Regions from separate parts of the Homo sapiens genome. Here region 2 is linked to region 1. A link is an interaction called in ENCODE POLR2A ChIA-PET data of the cell type or tissue named here. Cell type or tissue: Panc1. All regions are shown on one strand. Links, peaks and the distances in the headings refer to the core of each region. The heading gives the core; the rest is flanking DNA.

Evidence for each region. ChIA-PET counts read pairs that join two places held together with the same protein. Peaks named below come from ENCODE experiments on the same cell type or tissue, not always from the same donor. Only the 100,000 strongest peaks of a DNase experiment are listed, where the experiment ranks them.
Region 2: POLR2A ChIA-PET joins it to region 1 with 17 read pairs; 5 of 35 experiments call an interaction of 5 or more read pairs at or near these places.

Annotation. Positions count from the first base shown.
Region 1 is chr1:200,506,391-200,514,739 of GRCh38, reverse strand. No RefSeq gene overlaps it. Among named protein-coding and RNA genes, the nearest start is that of ZNF281, 100 kb to the right of the region's middle. RefSeq lists a silencer at 4,340-4,389. In Panc1, for the core only: a CTCF peak has its summit at 4,420 (motif pointing right); DNase peaks (open chromatin) are centred at 2,309 and 4,429; H3K4me3 peaks cover 978 bases.
Region 2 is chr1:200,285,123-200,293,471 of GRCh38, reverse strand. No RefSeq gene overlaps it. Among named protein-coding and RNA genes, the nearest start is that of LINC00862, 84 kb to the left of the region's middle. In Panc1, for the core only: no CTCF peak of the experiment used is centred there; no DNase peak of the experiment used is centred there; H3K27ac peaks cover 1,108 bases.

The DNA of each region.
Region 1 (8,349 bases), core at 265-8,264:
ATAATTAAGTCCTGCTGTAGGAAAATTTAGAAAGGCAGAAAAGCAAAAAGAACAGAATAATCATCCACAATTTTACTTCCCAGGGAAATTATGTTAACATTTAGGAATCTTTTTATATCTGTTTAGGTCTCGAATGTAATATATATGTGCAAATACATGTACATATATATGTAATGTGTACCCTGCTTTTCTTTACTTATTATCAGCATTCTCTCATAGCATTCAATATTCCTTTAAAGCATGATTTTTACTGATGGCATAAATCCATTTCTGTGAATACACCATCATTTATTTAACCATTCTTCTAGCTTGGGAGATTTGTGTTGTTTCCAATTCGTCACTACTACAGATAATGCTTCAGCAAGCATTTTGGTACATAAATACTTACATCTCTGATTATTTCCTGAGGATATATCCATAGAAGTGGGATTATAATATCCAAGGGTATGGAATTTGTTGTTGTTGTTGTTTTGTCTTGAAACAGGGTCTTGCTATGTCATTCAGGCTGGAGTGCAGTGGCACAATCATGGCTCACTGCAGCCTCAACCTCCCGGGCTCAAGCAATCCTCCCACTTCAGCTTCCTGGGTAGCTTTCCCAATTACAGGCAAGCACCACTATGCCAGCTAAATTTTACATTTTTTTTGTAGAGATGGGGTCTTGCCATGTTGCCCAGGCTGGTCTCGAACTGCTGGCCTCAAGCAGTCTTCTTGCTTGAGCCTCCTAAAGTGCTGGGATTACAGGTTTGAGCCACTGTGCCTGGCTAGATAGGAAATTTGCAAAGGAGTTTAATATACATTAATACATTTATCCTTCCATCACCATTATATGAAAACATCAGTCTCAACATAGCCTTATCAACAATAAGTATTATCATTTTTAAAAATTTTAAGCTGTTTGATAGGTGAAAAATTACATCTTACTTTTGGTTCACTTTCATGCTTCAGTTATCAATGAAGTTACACATTTTTTCCATGTGTTAATTGACCACTTATATTTTTTCTTTTTCTTTTTTATTTTTTGAGATGAAGTCTCTCTCTGTCGCCCATGATGGAGTGCAATGACATGATCTTGGCTCACTGCAACCTCTGCCTCCTGGGTTCAAGCGATTCTCCTGCCTCAGCCTCCCGAGTAGCTGGGATTACAGGCATGCTCAACCACGCCTGGCTAATTTTATATTTTTAGTAGAGACGGGGTTTCTTCATGTTGGTCAGGCTGGTCTCTAACTCATGACCTCAGGTGATCTGCCTGCCTCAGCCTCCCAAAGTGCTGGGATTACAGGCATGAGCCACCTCGTCCAGCAACCACTTATATTTTTTCTTTTATGAACTCCTGGGCTCAGGTGATCCTCCCACCTCAGCCTCCTAAAATGCTGAGATCACAGGCATGAGCCACCGGGCTCATCCCACATTAAATTCTTTAATGTATTTGGGGCTTGTTTTGCTGCGTGATGAGTTCTAAAAAGGATTTTTCCCCAAGTAATTAACCATTTGTAAAAACTGTATTTATTTCACACTCTATCCTTTCCTCGTTGATTTGTGATTTTAAAAATACCATACCATACCATATCCTAATAGCTTAAATATTTTAGGGTCCGTTTTAGAACCATCTTTTGTACTTCATTGATCTATTGACTTATTCTCGTGTCACTACCACATTGTTTCAGTGAATGTGCCTTTCAATTTGCTTTAATATCCGGTAAGGCAGATCCTTCCTTACCGTTCTTCTCTGTCAGAATTTTCTAACTATTCTCAACTGTCTATTATTTCAGATATATGCTAAAATGATTTTGTCAAATTTAAAAAATTTTGAATTTTATAAGCCTATGCACCAATTGAAATAAAGCGTTCTCCCATGAATGTGCCTGCCTCTTTTCTCAGGTGTCTTGCTAATTCTAATCCAACAGGAGAAAGCCTCTTAAAAGTCCCCGGCAGACGACAGAAAGGAAAATTAGAGGCAGATAATAGCTCTCTTGGGTGACTAGTATTGAACATTATGTATTTCCTTGTCAGAACAATTAGCAAGGAAAAAAAATTAGTAGATGCCTTAAAACCTACTAGAAAGTTAAGTGGGCAATTGCAGAAGTAGAATTATATGCACATGTATGTAAAAAAAGTCAAAATGGCTTTAATTGTAAATAGATTGTACACATTCAAGAGAATGGCCACAACTGTGTTTCCTTCATAATTTGGAATGCTCTCTGTGCAGGTAGTAAAGAGCTTGTGTCAGTATAAACCCAGCTGCACTGTGTTTTGTGCCCTACACCCCTTCATTCTGTGGGTTGATGTGTGACCAACAGAGTTAAGCATGATTCGCTTAGCTGAGTCAGGATCAGATGCTAGGGATCTTAAAAATAGATGTGTTGGAGAGCAGACTTAGCTTTATTTCATGAAACATGGAGTCTCACAGGCTGCATACTAAACCCTGACGGAAACTTTAGCATTTTAAGCCGACTGAGCAAAAATTCTTTCTCCTTTGGTCTAACTCAGCTTCAGTGGAAATCTAAGAAAAAGAAAGAGGGAGAGAAGTTCCCTGATTTTATAAAGACTGTCCAGTGATTGTGTGAGCTACTTATAAAAGTAAATCTAAAGATCTTTATTCACTTGCACAGGGTTTAAGTTAAAGTAGTAACAATGTTGGATATCTTTCTGGTATAGAGAAGGCAATATTCACAATTTCTTTTTTCTTTTCTTTTCTTTTTTTTTTTTTTTGAGACAGAGTCTCGCACTCTTGCCCAGGCTGTAGTGCAGTGGCACGATTTCGGCTCACTGCAAGCTCTGCCTCCCGGATTCTCGCCATTCTCCTGCCTCAGCCTCCCGAGTAGCTGGGACTACAGGCGCCCACCCCCACGCCCAGATAATTTTTTGTATTTTTAATAGAGATGGGGTTTCACCATGTTAGCCAGGACGGTCTCGATCTCCTGACCTTGTGATCCGCCCACCTTGGCCTCCCAAAGTGCTGGGATTATAGGCGTGAGCCACTGCGCCCGGCCAATATTCACAATTTCAAAAGGACTATCTGGGAGTTTTAGTAGTCTGGGCAAGCTGATTGCTCTAACAAACAACCCTTACACTGAGCAGCTTAACACAATAAAACTTTATTTCTCACTCATGTCACATTTTAATGTGGGTCAATGGGGCACTCTACTCCATGCAGTCATGCAGGGATCCAACTCTACCTTGTGGCTCCACCCTCCTTTAGGTTCTTGGATCTTCTCCTTCCAGCCAGCAGATGGGAAAAGAAAAGGAGCATCCCATGTAGAATGTTTTAATAGGCCAGGTCTGGACGTAATGTTTCCAATGGGTAGAATTTAGTCCCTTGTCCACACCTAACCTCAAAGGAGACTGGAAAATGCAGTCTAGCAGTGTGCCCAGGAAGAAGTGAGGAGCACAGATGTTGGTGATTACTAGTGGTTTCTGCCATAGGACTCATTTCTTTCTTTCTTTTTCTTTTTCTTTTTTTTTTTTTGAGATGGAGTTTCACTCTTGTCACCCAGGCTGGAGTGCAATGGCACGGTCTTGGCGCACTGCAACCTCCACTTCTCGAGTTCAAGTGATTCTCCTGCCTTAGCCTCCTGAGTAGCTGGGATTACAGGCACCTGCCACCACACCTGGCTAATTTTTGTATTTTCAGTAGAGACAGTGTTTTACCATGTTGGCCAGGCTAGTCTTGAAATCCTGACCTCAAGTCATTCTCCCGCCTCAGCCTCCCAAAGTGCTGGGATTACAGGCGTGAGCCACCGTGCCTGGGCAGGACTCATTCATTTCTTCATGCACTCATTCATTCATAAATACTTACTGAACAGTCATTATGTGCCAGATACTAGCTAAGAAGATAGGACTTCAGAGTATCTGCCTTCAGGAAAATACAGTCTTGGTCTTGAATCCTCACCTACTAGCTGTGTAAGTTTCATCTGTTTGAGCTGCTAGGTAGGGATGAATGGAGCTTGCAGTGCCATTGTGAGGGCTGCATGAAATAATATATATGAAGCCCCTATCATGTTTACATACATGTAAATGACCTATTCTGCATTGATCATATGTTTTCAATATTATTTGCTATTACTGTTAAGACACAGAATTCACACAATGCTTGCTTTCCCCTCAAATCTCAAAATAGTAGATTTGTGCTATCACTTTCACTGTTTACAAATTAGCCGGGTTTTCCTTCTATCCAAACACCATTTTTCCAAATACAAAAAATACTTAATTCTTCAACCCAAGTAGTTTATGGTTTTTATTATAGCCCATTTGTGCCCTTCATATTGAGAAAAGAAAAACATTCATTTGAAAGCCTAGAAGCTATTGGCAGTATAATCAGTGGGAGTACCAGCGAAAGGAATCGCATAGGTTTGCACAATAAAACCTCGAGTTTGAGGGACAAAGAGGTCTAGCCATCCACTGTTGTGTTCACATTGGCCACTAGATGGCAGTGTCTCACAGGAATATGATGACCCACTCTGGGGCACTAATGGGTATTTGCTCTTGGACTTCAAGTCTTAACTTCAAAACAAACTAAAGAGAGATGAAAGAAGCAGCATAAAAATATTAATTTTTTTGTTCTTAAACTTGTGAAAAGAAATATCTCTAAACACTCTCAAAATGTTCTCTTGTGACATTTTATATCCATTTTTATACCTTGAGGCCAATAGAAATAATGCAGTTATTAAAGTTTATGAACACTGACTGTGTGTGCACGAGGCTCTTGGAGTTTTCTGAGTCAGTTTCTGAGTGCCCTTTGAGCTTGATTTCTATTCTTGGTTTTCCATGCACATTTGGGAGCTGGTCTTGATTGAAGCTGCTGATAAAATTCTCATTTTTTTCCTGGTTAAAAAAAAAAAAAGGCTGGGCGCGGTGGCTCACGCCTGTAATCCCAGCACTTTGGGAGGCTGAGGCAGGCGGCTCACGAGGTGAGGACTTTGAGACCAGCCTGGCCAACATAGTGAAACCCCGTCTCTATTAAAAATACAAAAAAAAAAAAAAAAAAAAAAAAATAGGTGGGCGTGGTGGCGGGTGCCTGCAATCCTAGCTACTTGGAAGGCTGAGGCAGGAGAATCACTTGAACCCGGGACGCAGAGGTTGCAATGAGCCGAGATCGCGCCACTGCACACCAGCCTGGGCGACAGTGTAAGACTGTCTAAAACAAACAAACAAAAGAAAACGAAACACAAAAACGCCAGGCATGGTGGCTCACGCCTGTAATCCCAGCAATTTAGGAGGCCATAGTGGGCGGATGGCTTGAGGCCAGGACTTCGAGACAAACCAGGCCAACATGGTGAAAACCTGTCTCTACTAAAAATGCAAAAATTAGCCGGGCGTCATGGCGGGCGCCTGTAGTCCCAGCTACTTGGGAGCCTGAGGCAGAATTGCTTGAACCCAGAGGGCAGAGGTTGCAGTGAGCTGAGATCGTGCCACTGCACTCCAGCCTGAGCGACAGAGCGAGACTCCGTCTCAAAAAAAAAAAAAAAAAAAAGAATGAGACATTCACTCATTCACTCAGAGACATCCAGAGATACTGAAAGCTAATGGGAGAATTTCTAGCAGTGTTTATCCTTGAAGTGCTCATAAGACTGTCCAGCCTAGAATGGAAGTTAGGTAATGTTTTGTTTGTTGCTTAGTTTTAATTCATAGCTATGTGTTTTCTTTTTCAGAGAACCAAATACTGAGTGGCAATTCATTAGACGTGGTTGGAGATGATGCCTTAAAAGAGAGCTTTATTAATAATAATAATCACAGAAGTTATTGTTTACTGAGATATCACTATATGTCAGGCACTGTTCTAAAGGCTTTGCATATATTATGTCATCTAATCCTCACTCCAGCCAGGTATGAAAAATACTATTGTTATTGTTACTTTACAAGCAAGGAAACCGAGAGAGAGAGAGGTTAAGCAACGTGTTCAAGGTCACAGGGCTAGTAAACAGTAGATTCAAAATTTGAGCATGGGTTTATCTGGCTCCAAAGCCAATTTTAAAAACCGAAGCCCTTGTTTTTCTTTTTTAATATGTCATATTTCTTTTCTTTTCTTTTTTTGAGACGGAGTCTCTCTCTCTTGCCAGGCTGGAGTGTAGTGGTGCAATCTCGGCTCATTGCAACCTCCACCTCCCGGGTTCAAGCGATTTCTCTGCCTCAGTCTCCCAAGTAGCTGGGACTACGGGCGCCCGCCACCACGCCTGGCTAATTTTTTGTGTTATATTAGAGACGGGGTTTCACCATGTTGGCCAGGATGGTCTCGATCTCCTGACCTCGTGATCTGCCCGCCTCGGCCTCCCAAAGTGCTGGGATTACAGGCATGAGCCACTGCGGGCAGCTGTCATGTTTGTTTTCTTATTGGATTGTCTCCCTGCCTAGACTGTGAACTCCACCAGGGCAGTGATGATGTATCTATTTTGTTCATCATTTCCAGATGTGTCAGATACCCAGCAGGTATCAAGAATGATTTGTCAAAGGAAGAAATGTATAGTGATCATGTTTTCAGGATAAAAATAGTCATGTGTTTCTAGAAGATGGTTTTTATTGATTTGTTCATTTACTTATATGAAGTCCTGTAAAAGTTTGAGTGTGGTGGCTCACGCCTGTAGTCCCAGCACTTTGGGAGGCCAAGGCAGGCAGATCACTTGAGCCCAGGAGTTTGAGAGCAGCCTGGGCAACATAGCAAGACCCTGTCTCTATGAAAATAAAATAAAATAAAATAAAATAAAATAAAAAAGTCATGTAAAGATAAAATATTTCATCGCATTTAAAAATAACCCTTAAGAAATCAACATAATCAAGACAATTTAAATTGCTGAAATCAGCAATGTTGGGAAGACAGGATTGCTGCCCGAAAAGAGCTGCAGTAGACTGAGAAGTCAGCACACAGCAGCATGAAGATGGACAGCCTGGGCCAGGCACTGTAGCTCACGCCTGTAATCCCAGCACTTTGGGAGGCCGAGTTGGGCAGATCACCTGAGGTCGGGAGTTCGAGACCAGCCTGACCAACATGGAGAAACCCTGTCTCTACTAAAAATACAAAATTAGCCAGGCATGGTGGCGCATGCCTGTAATCCCAGCTACTCGGGAGGCTGAGGCAGGAGAATTGCTTGAACCTGGGAGGCGGATGTTGTGGTGAGCCAAGATTACGCTGTTGCACTCCAACAGGAGTGAAACTCTGTCTCAGAAAAAAAAAAAAAAAAAAAAAAAAAAAAAAAGGGCAGCCTGGGGTGAGGATCTGGTAGGTGAAACCAAAACCCTGCTCTGAGAGTTCAGAGAGGAGAGTGGACCTTTGGGCATGGTGATGCATCCCTGCAGTCCCAGCTACTCTGGAGACGGAGGTGGGAGGATCACTTGAGCCCAGGAGTTCAAGACTGCAGTGAGCTATGACTATACTACTGCATAGTCATATGCAATATGACTTCCTTCCTTTCTTCCTTCCACTCCAGCCTGACAGAGTAAGATCCTGTCTCTAAAAAAAATAAAATAAAATAAAAAAGAGAGAGAGAGTGGGTTTTGAGGAGGGAGTGTGTGAAGGAAAGCCTCAGAGTGGTGCAGGAGGGCAGGTTGCTATAGGTGGCCTAGAATGGGTACAGTTTACTAAGTCAGCAAGAAGGGTGTTGGGTCACTCATGCTCCTTCCACCCCCAATGCCCCATCTGCTGCTTTGTCTCAAGTAGAAATAAGTATGACAGAGCTTGCAGCACCTACCTTCTCTTGCAAGTTCCCAGTTTAAACTTGTGCACTAAATCTCACCTTTAATGAGAAGCAGCTTTTGGTGTCTCAGCAATAGTTCTGGAGCCTCCTCCTACCGCTGTCAGGTTTGGGGGTTTTATTTTTGTGTGTGTAATTGGAAAATTCCCCTGTGAGACTGGAAAAAGGCATCAATGTCGCTACAAAAATGGTCTCCGGATCCAACCTATGGGATTGGGCAAGCTTCTGAAAGTGAAGCCCATCAGAGAGGTGAGGGTCAGGTGGGTAATTTCACTCGTCGCTCTGGTCAGACATTGGTCTTTGTTCTGTACAATTAGGAGATGACAACAGCCTGGGGACGATGAGGCTGCAGCGAGCAACACAACACATAAAACACATTTACGACACCTCCCGTGGCAGAGCTGGGTGGCGGCTGGCGGCATCCAGGCAACAGGAGCAGTTTTGTGCTGTGCCTGAGAGCCGCCATTGCAAACTCCCAAAAGGATATTGGTGTCGCTAAAACGAGCTCCTTGTGTCCAAATACCAATCTGCAGGTCTTTCTCCTTCCACATCTCTCCTCACCTCCTTCTGCCTTGTTTATCTTTTCTTCACCAAAGACAAAAAGAAACCATCGCCAAATGTCTTCTCTCTCACTCTCTTTTGTCCACCAAAGCCAAATTCTCTTATC
Region 2 (8,349 bases), core at 271-8,270, 220 kb after region 1:
GAAGGCATGCAAAAGGAAATCATGTAAATGGGACTATGGTCCCTGTTTAAAACCTAAAATGGGGCAACAGGGCCTCTGCTATAAATATGGTACCTTTGGGTGATGCTGAAAAAGGTGCTGCCCGCTTTGGGTACATATAGCCTTTCAGGCTTGGGTTTAATGGACAGGCTTACACTGTGCTAATTAGGAATATGAGCACTTTGCATTGACTAAGCTCGCATCAGGTCACACAATGGGTTGCATAGAACTTGGGCTGCATTTCAGCCCCCATTTTCCTTCTGCCCCACTGTACTTTGTGGCTTTACTTACAGGTAGTTTCAAGTTGATGAATTTTTTCACAGTCGTGTCTTCCTGTTCACAGTAAGAGTTAGGCAGAGAATATAGATGAGCATGCAAGTTTCTCATTTTTCCTGATGAACACACACATGATGAGGACTCTACTGAGGCTGCTACAATAGGACGTAATACATGAGGAAGAGAAAGCCCAGAACAATTGACATGCTTTTCTAGGCAATTGAGTGGTAATCCAGGATTATGATTTCTAAATGTCTGCTCAGTGCTTGCAATCACATTCTTGACAGTAGTGGCATGTAACATTGTTAAAGCAAACGTCTAGGAAGGCTTAATGCATGTGCTTTGTCATCAGAATTAAACCCAAATTTCTTAAACTGACATTCAAGTCCCTTTGTGCTTTGGTCTCAATTTACCTTCCTAGACTTTTTCTCTGATGCTCCATCATAGGATGTATGCTACAGTCTCATCAAAATGCACCATTCAAGGTTCTCTAAACCCTAAGCTTTATGTTTAAATAGTGCAAAGTGCATCTACTCCTTATCCATCTGTTGAAGTCTCTTCCATTCTAAATGACTCAGCTGGAGTATTGATTACTTTCTTTACAAAGCATCTGATGCTTTCCACCTACTGTGATTTCTGTCTTCTGAATCTGGATAGTGTTTTAATTGTTATGGTGTGTTTAGTTTACTGTCTTAAAGTTACTTATTTCTTTTTTTAATGCTCATTGAGGATAATAATGATTATTTATCTTTCTGTTTTCTACAGCACCTTGTTTCTTAATTAAGGGAGGGGAACAATGTATGCTGTGTTTTTTTTTTAAATTATTTATTTATTTATTTCAATAAGGGCTTAAATTCAGGGGTAAGAATATGCTGTTTGAATGAATGAATTCATTGATTTATTTATTTAGGAATTAAATTTGGAACACATTGAGTTTTCTCTTAGTAAAATAGCATGATTCCAGTGTCCTTAATTACATTAAAATATGCACATTTATCTTTACTTTGATATTTCTATTTCTATTTTTTAAAAATATATGCTATAAACAGAAGCATTGTGATACCACGACAGTTGATCTGATAACCCAGATGGCTACTAAGAGATTTCATCATGCCACTCAGAAGGGCACAAAATTAAAAACTTATAAATTATGTTTTGGATTTTTCTTTTAATATTTTTGGACAGTGGTTGGCTGCAGGTAGGTGAAACTGGAAAGCAAAACTGCAGATAAGGGAGAACTACTGTAACATGATAAAGAAATGAACCTTTGTTGTTGTAAGTCATTGGATTTGGGTTTTTTGTTATTGTTGTTATTGCAACATAACCTAGTGAAAACTGTCTGATGTGTGGGCTTTCTATTTGAAAAACTATCAGGACTGAAAGATAAATAGGAGTTTATCTGCTTAGAAGAAACCTAGGGTTTTGGGGCATTCCAGGCAAAGACAAGAGCCCCTTGAGGGAAATATTTTCTTGACTCATCAAGTTCTGAATATCGGGATCTAGTTCCAAAATTCCGTGCTTTTTCAATGAATTCTGAATTAGAAGTATTCAAGAATTTGCATCTGTGCCACCTGAAGTCATGGCCTACCTATTTTGGATCTGAAAGGGACAGGAGAGAAACTCAAGATACTGAGAACCCTGTGCCAATTCTTGAGCTGAGGGCTTTTTGCATCCTGCTGTCATTTGCAGCTCTTGGGCTCCTAATGAAACATTTAAAGCATCCCTCTTCTCCTATTTCATCAGGAAATTGTAACACTTCTGCTTAATCCACAAACGATCTCAATTATTCTCCCTTCCTTAGCAAATAGGGAAACTATTTACTGTTTGCCTCTGTAAATAATTTTTGGTTCATTGCTTACTGTATATGTCACAAATTTGAACCAGTAAAACACACTTCAGGAATGTGTTTTGGTGGTAAAATTTGCAATTATAAAAGAAGACATGACAGTGATTCCCTGGATACTGGCCAATAAGTCTCCAACCAGAAGCCACAGGAGCAGAATAAAGTCGCTGGAGTCAGGAATGGATCTTTAAAAGAATTTTATTTTGTTGTGTTTTTCCCCACATTATTTCAATGCTGTGTGCACACTGTAGAAAACACAGAAAAGGAATAAAGAGGTGTATTTTATTAAAAATAGTTCCCTTTCTGGATTATACATATCATAGACATAGTTTTCAGTTGTCATTTTGGAAGATATATTATCTTTGATTTTTAAAAAGATAAATGCTTTTTGAAGACAATATGAAAAATACTTGAAAATATGAAGGAGAAAATAAAACCCATCCATAATGTCACCACTCAGAAAGAATCATTTTGGACTTTTTGAAATTTGGAAACATTTTGAGCTATATGTATGACTATTCAGTAAAATTCTGTAAGGCGATTTTTGATTGGCTCTTGTTCTGAAACCAGGACAAACTAGAGGTTGCCATCCTGACTCCGATGATTTCCCTTGGAGGTATTCTATACAAGATCTGCTTATGTATTTGTCTTGCATCTTTCTTTGTTCTTCTACCCTCCTCCCTACCCCATGATTCTAGTATAATCATGGCACATGATTCTAGACTTCACACCACTTAGGCTGGCTACTCAGAGTGACTTCATTCTCCTGTTCACAGAAGGTGACCAGAGTCAGGCCACCCAGAGGCCTTTTGATGGGATTGCTACGGGGGTGAAAGAGCTGTGCTTTTTTCTCTGCGAGAGTTGTTGTGAGGATGGAATCCCCTGGGGCTGTTGGTGCCATCTTTCTGCCTGTGGAGAGAACTGATGTAAATGAAGCCAAGCAGAGGCATGCAGAACTGAGCAATAGGGAGAGAGAGATACAGTCCCACTGCCACTATTTGCACCCCTGGATCTAGCGGGATCTGTTGTGTGAGCTGGTAAACTCTCCTTTATGCCAACACTACTGTGAATGAGGTTTTGTCCCTTGTGATGGAAGCAGGTCTGACTGATAGAGATTCCCAGAGCTGAGCTCCTCACTGGATCAAAGGGTCAAAGAGCATCTGAAGGCTCTTCGTACACTGTGTTACCAGATTGTGTGGTGGAAAGATTGTACCAAGTTACTCTCTTAAACCAACGTTGAGAATTTCTGTCTTCTCAGACCCAAGTGATGACTTGGGCATCATCATTTCAAATTATTTCTTTTTGCTAATTTTATCAATTAAAAAATGAAAACTTTAAATTTGTATTCTTTAAGTTACTAATGAGGCGACATGTATTGATGGAACTATGTTTGTCTCATGTGAATTTTCTGTTTTCTGCTGTTACTCCCTGACCTATTTTTCTACTAGTGTCTTATTTTCCATGTTTTTCAAGTATAGAGTTTAACGGCATTAAGTACATTTGCATTGCTGTGCCTAGTGCTTTTTTTTTTTTTTTTTTTTTTTGAGGCAGGGTCTCAGGTTGGAGTGCAGTGGCGCAATCACAGCTCACTGCAGCCTTAATCTCCCTAGTTTACTCTCGTAGGTCTTGCTATGTTGCCCAGACTGGTCTCTAACTCCTGAGCTCTCAGATTGGTCTCTAACTCTTGAGCTCAAGCGATCCTCCCGCCTCACCCTCCCAAAGTGCTGGGATTACAGGCATGAGCCACCACACCCAGCCACATTATTGTACTTCTTTTCCTTTTAATCAGTTTGCAAAATCCCTCTCTATATAAGGCACTTTACGAATATTTATAACAAATATTTTTATTGATTTTTCTTTTTCTTTTAAAACTTGTGTTGTAGTTAATTCATTACCTTTGTGATTTCTAAATTTTGGGTTTCGAAAGGATTCCCCACCTGACATTAGATAAATATTCTCATACATTTTTTTCCTAAAATTTTAGTTTCACTTTTGGCTGGGCGCGGTGGCTCATGCCTGTTATCCCAGCACTTTGGGAGGCTGAGACGGGCAGATCACCTGAGGTCAGGAGTTCGAGACCAGCCAGGCCAACATGGTGGGACCCTGTCCCTACTAAAAATACAAAAATTAGCCAGGCGTGGTGGCGGGTGCCTGTAGCCCAAGCTACTCAGGAGGCTGAGACAGGAGAATCACTTGAACCCATGAGGCAGAGGTTGCAGTGAGCCGAGATCGTGCCATTGCACTCCAGCCTGGGTGACAGAGTATCTTGATCTCAAAAAAATAAATAAATAACAAATTAAAAAACATATCTATATAAAATAAAATTTTAGTTTCACTTTTAATTTATTTTTATTTTTACAATTAACATTTCTCTTTATTTTGGTATGCAGAGTGTCTAGTAAGAGTCTAACTAGATTTTTTTTTTCCTGGTACAACACAGGTGCTCACTATCTCCTGTGGAAGCTTGAATGAATTAGATAAGGGAGCGTTCCAAAAAAGGGCATTTTGGAAATTTGTGGGCGCATTTTTTGGTTGTCACAGTGATGAGGAGCTGCCGGCATTTAGTGGGCAGGGACAGAGGAAGCTAGACATCTTGGCCTTTGTGGGACAGATCAGTACAATGTAGCATTGTCCAGCATCCTGCTTTACTTTGGAATACCCTCGTGAATTAAATGTTATTAAATATAAACCAGTAGTAATTTAATACATAATAATACTAAATAATCATAGAAAATTATTATAGGAATACCCAACACTATAGGATGGTGTTATGGAGAGGAAAGGTGAAATGAAATAAAGACATTTCCTCAACATTATTGTTCAATGTAGTCTAACATGTCCAACTGCATTTTTAGTTGAAAAGAGTTTCATCATAAGCAAGGAAAACCCACGGCAAATGAGTACTGGAGATTCCTTTAAAGATTCTTAGAACCAGGCAGGGCGCGGTGGCTCACACCTGTGATCCCAGCACTTTGGGAGGCCGAGATGGGTGGATTGCTTGAGCTCAGGAGTTTAAAACCAGCCTAGGCAACATGATGAAACCCTGTTTCTACAAAAAATTAAAAAAATTAGCTGGGTGTGGTGGAATGTGCCTGTGGTCCCGGCTACTCAGGAGGCTAAGGTGGGAGGATCGCTTGAGCAGGGGAGGCAGAATCAAGGAGAATCTCTTGAACCCGGGAGGCAGAGTTTGCAGTGAGCCAAGATCACACCACTGCACTCCAGCCTGGGCGACAGAGCGAGACTGTGTCTTAAAAAAAAAAAAGATTTCCAGAACCAAATGATTAACTACTGGAGACACATTAATTTCAAGGATTGCATTGAATTTTAAGAATAGCTTAGTTTTAAAATATTTCATTTTATTGTCATGCTATATATTCAAACATTTTTGTTGTTTTGTTTTTAGAGACAGGGTCTCTGTCACCCAGGCTGGAGTACAGTGGCACAATCATGGCTCACTGTAGCCTTGACCTCCTGGGCTCAAGCAATCCTCCCACCTCAGCCTCCTGAGTAACTGGGACTACAGATGTGTGTCTAAAACGTGTTTTTTGGTTGCCAGATGTCAGAAAGAAATCTATATGGTGAAAATTTCATGGTAAAATTATTTCTAATTATAGGAGTTGGTTCTCCTTTTTTCAGTCTTTCCCTGACGCTGTTTCTGGAAGTCTCCTGTATAACCTTTTTCTAGTCTGTCTTACTAATTTTCTCTTTTGATTCCCTTCTCTATTCCCTGGAGGATTCTTAAGTTCCAGACACTGACTGTAAGTTTATTATTATTCTTTTTTAGACAGAGTTTCGCTCTTGTTGCCCAGGCTGCAGTGCAGTGGTGCAATCTTGGATCATGGCCACCTCTGCGTCCCAGGTTCAAGAGATTCTCCTAAGCCAGCCTCCCGAGTAGCTGGGATTACAGGCATGCGCCACCACGCCTGGCTAATTTTTTGTATTTTTAGTAGAGACGGGGTTTCTCCATGTTGGTCAGGCTAGTCTCAGGTGATTCACCTGCCTTGGCCTCCCAAAGTGTTGGGATTACAGGTGTGAGCCACCGCATCCGGCCAGACTGTAAGTTTTAATATGCAGTGGGATTTCCCGAGAGGAGACATGTTTGCTATGAGACTTTGTCCCCACCTTGCTTCCAGTCATAACAGGGGTAATTATTCGATGCCTCCCTGTAAACTAGGCCCTATTTGTTGGCAAGAATATCAGTACTAACTCATTTTCTCCACTTTGAGGGTCTGTAATTTGTCTTGGCATGCTTTTTCTCCTCTAATTAGGGTAATTTCTTTCTTTCTTTTAGAATATACACATAAGCCTTGTCTGTTACCGTTTTTTAAACACTAGATGTTATTCTAGCATCCACCTGTACCTCTGCTGCTTAACCATACTGTACTTCTTGTGTGGACTGCCTTCTTATCTTCTGTTAAATCCAAACTTAGTTTAAGTAGGGGCAAGCATCTGACTTCTTAATTATGTCTTCTAATTTAGTTGTGTTCAAGCATTTAGATATTGAAATATATATATATTTTAATTATAAATCCTTTTGATATGATGAGTACATTGTATATATTTTTGACATTATGTATATAGGTAGGTTATTTTGTCTGAGTTATATCTCAGGATGGTATGGTGAGACTAAAAATATTTGTTATCTGAAGAAGTTGTTAGGTTTCATATAGCGGAGAATTGCCGGGAAAAGTGAATGGATATTTTTTGATAAGTGCATGGAGAAAAAGAAGGGAAATAATAGCCATCACTTTTATGATGCTTACTACGAGCCAGGCAACTTACCTCATTTATATCTCATAACAACCCTGTGAAGTGGGCACTGTTGTTATCCACGTTATACAGGTGAGAAAAGCGAGGCACAGAGAAGATAAATAAGTCCCCAAGGCCACAGCTGCTAAGAGGCAGAGACTCAATGTGCCGATTACTTCCAGGAACTTTTACATGATTTAATCTATTAACCTTCACAATTTCTTTTTTCTTTTCTTTTTTTTTTTTTGAGATGGAGTCTCGCTCTGTTGCCCAGACTGGAGTGCAGTGGTGCGATCTCGGCTCACCACAAGCTCCGCCTCCTGGGTTCACGCCATTCTCTTGCTTCAGCCACCCGAGTAGCTGGAACTACAGGTGCCTGCCGTCGCGCCCGGCTAATTTTTTGTATTTTTAGTAGAGACGGAGTTTCACCGTGTTAGCCAGGATGGTCTCGATCTCCTGACCTCGTAATCCGCCTGCCTCGGCCTCCCAAAGTGCTGGGATTACAGGCGTGAGCCACTGCACCCGGCCCACAATTTCTATGAGATAGGTACTGTTATTATCTCTATTATACAAATGTAAGAAGTGAGGCACAGTGTGATCATGCAATTTGCCCAAAGTTAAACAGGTTGGTAGATCCTGGATTCAAACCCAGAGTCTGTGCTCTCAGTTACCATATTGCCTGGCCTCTAGCAGAGACCATCTCTACTTTATGTCTTTTTGCCATCAAGCTACACTAACTGCTGCCAAAAAAAATTAAAAATTAAAAATAAAAATCTTCAATTTATTTTCTTTCTTTCTTCCATTCTTTCTCTCTCTCCCCTCTCCTCCCCTCTCCTCCTCTCCCCTTCCCTTCCCTTCCTTGAGAGGGGATCTTGCCCAGGCTGGTCTCAAACTTCTGGCCTCAAGCAGTGCCCCTACCCTGACCTCCCTTACAGATGCGAGCCACCACACCCAGCTTGCCCATCCTTCCTTCCTTCCTTTTTTCTTTCCTTCCTTCCTTTCTTCCTTCCTCTCTCTTCTCTCTCTCCTTCCTTCCTTGCCCATTTGCTTTCTTTCCCTTCCTTTCTTTCTTTCTTTTCGTTCTTTCGTTCTTTCTTTCTTTCTTTCTTTCTTTCTTTCTTTCTTTCTTTCTTTCTTTCTTTCTTTCTTTCTTTCTTCTTTCTTCTTTCTTTCTTTCTTTCTTTCTCTCTTTCTTTCTTTCTTTTGATAGAGTCTTGCTCTGTCACCCAGGCTGGAGTGCAATGGCATGATCTTGGCTTACTGCAACCTCCACCTCCTGGGTTCAAGTGATTCTCCTGCTTCAGCCTCCAGAGTAGCTAGGATTACAGGCGCATGCCACCACGCCTGGCTAATTTTTGTATTTTCAGTAGAGACAGGGTTTCACTATGTTGGGCAGGCTGGTTTCGAACTCCTGACCTCAGGTGATCCATCTGCCTCGGCCTCTCAAAGTGCTGGGATCACAG